Linked DNA regions of Homo sapiens: region 2 is linked to region 1. A link is a loop called in an ENCODE intact Hi-C map of the cell type or tissue named here. Cell type or tissue: psoas muscle. All regions are shown on one strand. Links, peaks and the distances in the headings refer to the core of each region. The heading gives the core; the rest is flanking DNA. Region 1 has its middle 62 kb from the start of LINC01091. Region 2 overlaps LINC01091 (long intergenic non-protein coding RNA 1091).

Region 1 (2,922 bases), core at 319-2,818:
TATCTCACAAGAAATATTATCCCTAGAGCATGACGATTTTCCACATGATATTCTGGAATTTTAAAAAAAATTAAAATATTGATTATATGGGTCTTCTTTCCTCTGTAGTTGCTGTTTCATTTGACATATGATTAGAATTATGCAATTTATCTTTCTTCCTTCCGAGAAGTTGAGAAATATCAGAATTTTGAACTGGAAGGATCTTAGTTCAACCCTTTGAATTTTATTGGATGAAATTGAGGCCCAAACCACACACCCAACGGAAGAAAAACTGAACTAAAACTAAGATCTTCTGACTCTTAGTCAAAAATTCTTTTTTACACCATGATGAGTCCATTTATCTTCACCTGTTGGATATGTCAGTAGATAATTACTTGGTGAAGAAATACTAAGAGGAAGCTTTGTTGTATATACTTCCTTCGTGGTGATTTAAGTTAAATTCTGAGGCCCTAAGCAAAACTTTTAGAAAAGGTCCCATCACTGTTGATTAACTGCAGAAGAACTGAAGAGTAAACAGCTGTTCAAAGGAAAGTCCTCATCTTAGTGAGGTCAGTCCCACTTGGGCTGACCTCACTAAGACGCAGGCACCGCTCTGCTCAGGCAGTAGTTACGACCAACCGCCTTTGGAAAAACTTGTAGTTCTTTTTTTGGTTACTCCCACTGCCCCTCCTGTTCCCTAGAGTGCACAGTAAAGACTAGATGGCTTCTGTATAATGACTGTGGTCAGCTATAAATATAAGGAAAATGAACATGCAACGTCTTGATGTCAAGCTAATTTTAGCTTAACAGTTTCATTTTAAGTATGCCCAACCAAGACTGGACACACCATGGTTCAAGTTTTAAAAATAGAAATTACAAAACCACAGCGTGGAACCCAAATTGTTCAGATTGTAGTAACAGTGACTGAAATGCTCTTGGTGATGTTGCCAACAGGAGGCCCTTCAATGCACAGTGGTGAGCTCCCAAACCACATGGATAAATAGATTCGGTCACCCCTATGAGGTGAACAATAGACCCTATGTTGTGGCTTCGGTTCTGTTGTCATGAATGTAAATAATTTCTCATCATTCATATGTGGACAATGCTCTGTGTGTTACAGAACACATTCTGTGGGCAGGTGTGGAAAAGTTTTCTTACCAAGTTTTATATACTGCCATCTCAATCTTTTACCTTACCTTTTGGAGTTAGCAGCGTGTCTGACTACTGTTTCAATCCACAGAACAGCTACAGAATCTGTCTGAAGATTCCAGCCTGCTATTTTTCTTCAAATCTGGGTTTCAATCTTGGTTAATGTTTGCCCAGAAATATGTAATTGCGGACTTCCTCCTCATAAACCCTTCCAGAGTGTAGGCTGCCAGTCTAGCATGCTATTATTATCTCTTTGCCTCAGGGCTAACGCAGGGTGTGCCCTCGTAGTCACAGGATAGATGATAACCTGCTCCCTGCCAGGAAGCCAGGATGGTTAGCAGCTGCCGCTAAGAAAAAACACATCTTGCATGTGTCCAGTATTGTTTGTATTTCTTCTCCTTTGGATAAACAAATTTTAACTGGTTTATTAAAAACTCACAGGCTGGGCACGGTGACTCACGCCTGTAATCCTAGCACTTTGAGAGGCCCAGGCGGGTGGATTGCCTGAGCTCAGGAGTTTGAGATCAGCCTGAGCAACACTGTGAAACCCCCATCTCTATTAAAATACAAAAAAATTAGCTGGACGTGGCAACATGTGCTTGTAATCCCAGTTACTTGGGAGTCTGAGGCAAGAGAATTGCTTGAACCCCAGAGACGGAAGTTGCAGTGAGCTGAGATCACGCCATTGCACTCCAGCCTGGGCAACAGAGTGAGACTCGGTCTCAAAAAAAAATAATAAAAAGTAAATAAATAAATAAAAATAAAAACTCATGCTCGCCTTTTTCTTTCTTTTTTCTTTTTCTTTTTTTGAGAACTCATTTACTCTATTCACATTAGTGACTGTGATTTGGATGTGCCTGTTCTCTGTTCCTCACTCAACCTAACTTACAGAGGAATTATTTTCCATTCATTGAATGTCACTTCCTTGTGAGGCTCTGTTACACACCTGCCCCCCACCCACCTGCCCCCAGAACATGAGCACACACATACAGACAATATTAGAGTTTAAAGCAATATTTTTTGTTTTTGAGACAGGCTCTTGCTTTGTCACCCAGGCTGGAATGCAGTGGCACGATCATAGCTCACTGCAGCCTTGACCTCCTGGGCTCAAGTGATCCTTCCACCTTGGCCTCCTGGGTAGCTGGGATTACAGGTGTGTGCCACCATGCCCAGCTAATTTTTGTAGTTTTAGTAAAGATGGAGTTTTACCATGTTGTCCTGGCTGGTCTTGAACTCCTGGGCTCAAGCAATCTGCCTGCCTTGGCCTCCCAAAGTGCTGGGATTACAGGTGCAAGCCACTGTGCTCCACTTACTGCAACCTTCTTTAGGCTACCCTAGTACTGTATTACATCTCTATTATAAAATACCATGGGCTGACTTGTATTATATTTGCCTATGTCCCTTCACATTTACTTCTTCAGCTAGATTGACCTTCTTATTGATCTCTGTATTCTCAGGGCTTACCAGTTAGTTCAGGCCTAAAATAAACTTAATTAGTAATGTCTTTTGTACTAAAGTATGATTTACATATGTCAAATTCTCCCTTTTTCATGTACAGTTCCGTGAAATTTGATAAATACATGCAGTCATGTAACCACCACCACCACAATCAAGATATAGACAAGTTCCATTACCCCAAAACATATCCCATCCTATTGCAGCTAACCCCTTCCCCTCAGCCCCAGTCCCTGGCATCCCTGTTTTCTGTTCCTATGGTCCTGCATGTTATATATATATGAAAGCATTCAGTCTGCAGTCTTTAGAGTATGGCTCCTGTCACTTAATATAATGCAT
Region 2 (2,922 bases), core at 201-2,700, 240 kb before region 1:
TGCCCCATTTTTAATTTTAATATTTTTCTGGTTTTCTTAAAGAAGATCCCAAAATTGTATTAGGTTCAGATCCCATTAACCCTGAAATGCAGTTATTTCTCTCCAAATAAAAAGAGAATGTCACACAAGGAGAGTTATTTTTCCTGCCTCTTTTCTGCTTCATATGCTACCATAAGGATATGGTTATGACAACAACGGCATTAATGCTTCTACCCACACAGAATGCTAAAAGAATCCTAGATAATCTGCCCCTTGACATTTAGCCCTGACCAACTCTAGAACCCCTCCCTCTAAACTTCTTGTTATGTAAGAAAAATATACAATAAGAGGTTATTCATGTTTTTTGTTGTGCAGCAAAAAGCATCCTAATACTATTGGTATGTCTTGACCTAGGCAGGGACAATTAGTACCTCGTCCTGATTTTTGGACTCAAGAGCCAAAGAGTCATGCCAATGTGACTCTGTTGACTGAAATCATAAGCTATAAAATTTTGGAAATTTTGGTTACCTGAGTTCTTGCCACATGGAAAAAACTCTTTAGAAAGAGATAAGAATGAGCTTGACATATGGAGAAAAGAAGCACGGCTAAGAGACAGGGAAACAAGCTTGATGCTGGAGTTTGGTTCTCGATACTATAAAAGATATTGACCTTTCTCCAATCATGGTTGTCCCATTCTTTCATAGCTTAGCCTTCCATTAAAATCCCCTCTTTTGCTTAAATCAATTCAAGTGGGATTTTGTTCACTCATAAGTTAGCCAAATTAATAAAGCTTCTTTTTCTTCTCCAAGATGTTACCATTCTCTAACTGTCCTTTTCTTCTTTTATTTTTCTTTGCCTTATTCCAAGGAGCCTGAATCCTATCCAATGACTTCAAATATCCTTGTGATTAAAAGGAAGCTTTGCAGTCAGATACACCTGGGTTCACTTCCTGGCTCTGTTAGCAAGTAACCATCTCAAAGCCTTATTTATATGATCTCAAAGAGAAGGATTGTGGTAACAGCAACCTCATGTGGTTCTAAGGACTAAATGAGCTGGTACATGTAAAATATTCAATAGAATCATTGACACATAGGAAACACTTATGAAATGTATTGATTACCACCACAGAGGCAAATATCATTATTATAATTCTGAACCACAATGCAGAAATCATTCACTAACCCTAATCTCTGCCTTGACCTCTAATCCTGTAACTCTTATTTCCTTCTGAACCTTCCCATTAGTATTTCCTAATTTCCTCTTAAACTAAACTGATTCTTACTCTTCTTCCTTCCCTCACTCCTCTCCCGCCCACACTGCAATTCACATTTGCCATTTGGTGGTGGTTGTTAATTACCCTGTCACAGAGATGTATAAAACTTATTCTTAAGTTTAAGAAAGCAAGGATTATGAATTACAGTTATTTGCATTTTCGTACTTAGTTTAGCTGTTCAATTTTTTTTTAAACAATACTCTATAATCTTGAATCTATTGTGCACAGATGGTGGTTGAAAAAACAAATAAATTACTTTCATACTCATAAAATACTTTTTTTCTATGAGGAGATATGACATATGGGCAAAGTATTATAGCATTTCTCACATTTTTCCAGACATTACAAAAAAAATGCAGTGTTTAGAGATTTCAGAATTATAGATCACTCCTAGTCCAAGTAAAGTTTCCTTCAGAAAGTATTACCTTCAGGCCTGTGTAAGAATATCCTCCTTTGGGCCTCACACTTTAGAGAGTGCCACACATTATGAACATACAAACCCAAATTTATAACAGAATACGTGGATATATCGTCACCTGGGGTCCAGCAAGCAGAGCCCAATCTGTGGTTTTAAATGCAGGTTCTCATGTCAAACCTCCTTCAAGTCCCAAATAATCAACTCTTCAAACCTCTTGTCATTTGTCCCCAGAACAAAAGATGACTGCATGAAAATGGTATGAAATGGCATGAGGCCAGCTGCTGCTGACTTCAGAGATGATACTACTTTGTTATATGGGAAAGATGTGAGCAGCAGAAGAGTTAGGTAAGAGAAAACACAAATTAATTAACTTGTACAGTTCTTCTTTTCAGTATGGGTGCAAAGGATTCTTTATAATGAAGCATCTTTCCCAGCTGTTGCTGGGCTATTCTTCTCCACAGGTTCCAGGTGTGGCATGTGGACACATTCATACTTTAGTAAATTAGTATGTTTGCAATAGGAGCACATAGAAGCTGAGCAACAGTCTGCAATATTAAACATTTAAAATTTTTAAGAGCTAAACAACACAGAATAGCCAAATATGCTCAAAAATACACGTAGTAATCTTGGATACTTTGCCAACTTTTAGAAAAATAAACACCATAGCCTTACACATTTTTAAAATTTTGAAATTGTATAGCTATCAGAGTTTTCAGCTAAACTTGTATCTTTTAAATATTTATACAAATAGTATGTAGATTTCATTCATACTTCAATCCTAGGCCTCGCAACCTTGCAAGTGTTAAGAGTAAGTCTATTAACTTACTCTTAATAAGGCACTTTGTGGATTCAAGACAACTTTGAAACATAGGGAACAGTTGAAAGTTAGGACTGGCAATACTTAAGGAGGGACCACTAAAGAAGAGAAAGACACAAAGCTGGAATGCCCAGGCTATACTAGAATGTGGGGTCCATGAGACCATGAAATGTGTCTGGTTTTTGTTTTGCTTGTTTTAATGGATCTTTGGAGGCCAGAATAGTGTCTGGCACATAGCAGACACTCAAAAACACTCACTGATTGAAGGAATTAATGAATGATAGCAAGAGTCAAATTTTTGACTAGAGCATACACTATATAGAAGAACAGTGGGAAATAAGGCTTACAGGAGCAGATGATGGGCTTCAGAAGAGAGTACAGATGACTTTTTATTAATTCATCAGTAAGTTGAGCAACATTTTGTGATAGATGTTG

What was found. Peaks named below come from ENCODE experiments on the same cell type or tissue, not always from the same donor. Only the 100,000 strongest peaks of a DNase experiment are listed, where the experiment ranks them.
Region 2: a loop joins it to region 1, with 3 times the contacts of the local background. A loop is called at or near these places in 2 of 110 quality-filtered maps.

The regions. Positions count from the first base shown.
Region 1 is chr4:123,586,789-123,589,710 of GRCh38, reverse strand. No RefSeq gene overlaps it. Among named protein-coding and RNA genes, the nearest start is that of LINC01091, 62 kb to the left of the region's middle. RefSeq lists an enhancer at 830-879. In psoas muscle, for the core only: no CTCF peak of the experiment used is centred there; a DNase peak (open chromatin) is centred at 1,490; H3K4me3 peaks cover 1,519 bases; H3K27ac peaks cover 2,342 bases.
Region 2 is chr4:123,826,086-123,829,007 of GRCh38, reverse strand. All of the region lies in intron 3 of LINC01091 (long intergenic non-protein coding RNA 1091), which reads right to left. Among named protein-coding and RNA genes, the nearest start is that of LINC01091, 180 kb to the right of the region's middle. In psoas muscle, for the core only: no CTCF peak of the experiment used is centred there; no DNase peak of the experiment used is centred there; H3K27ac peaks cover 1,429 bases.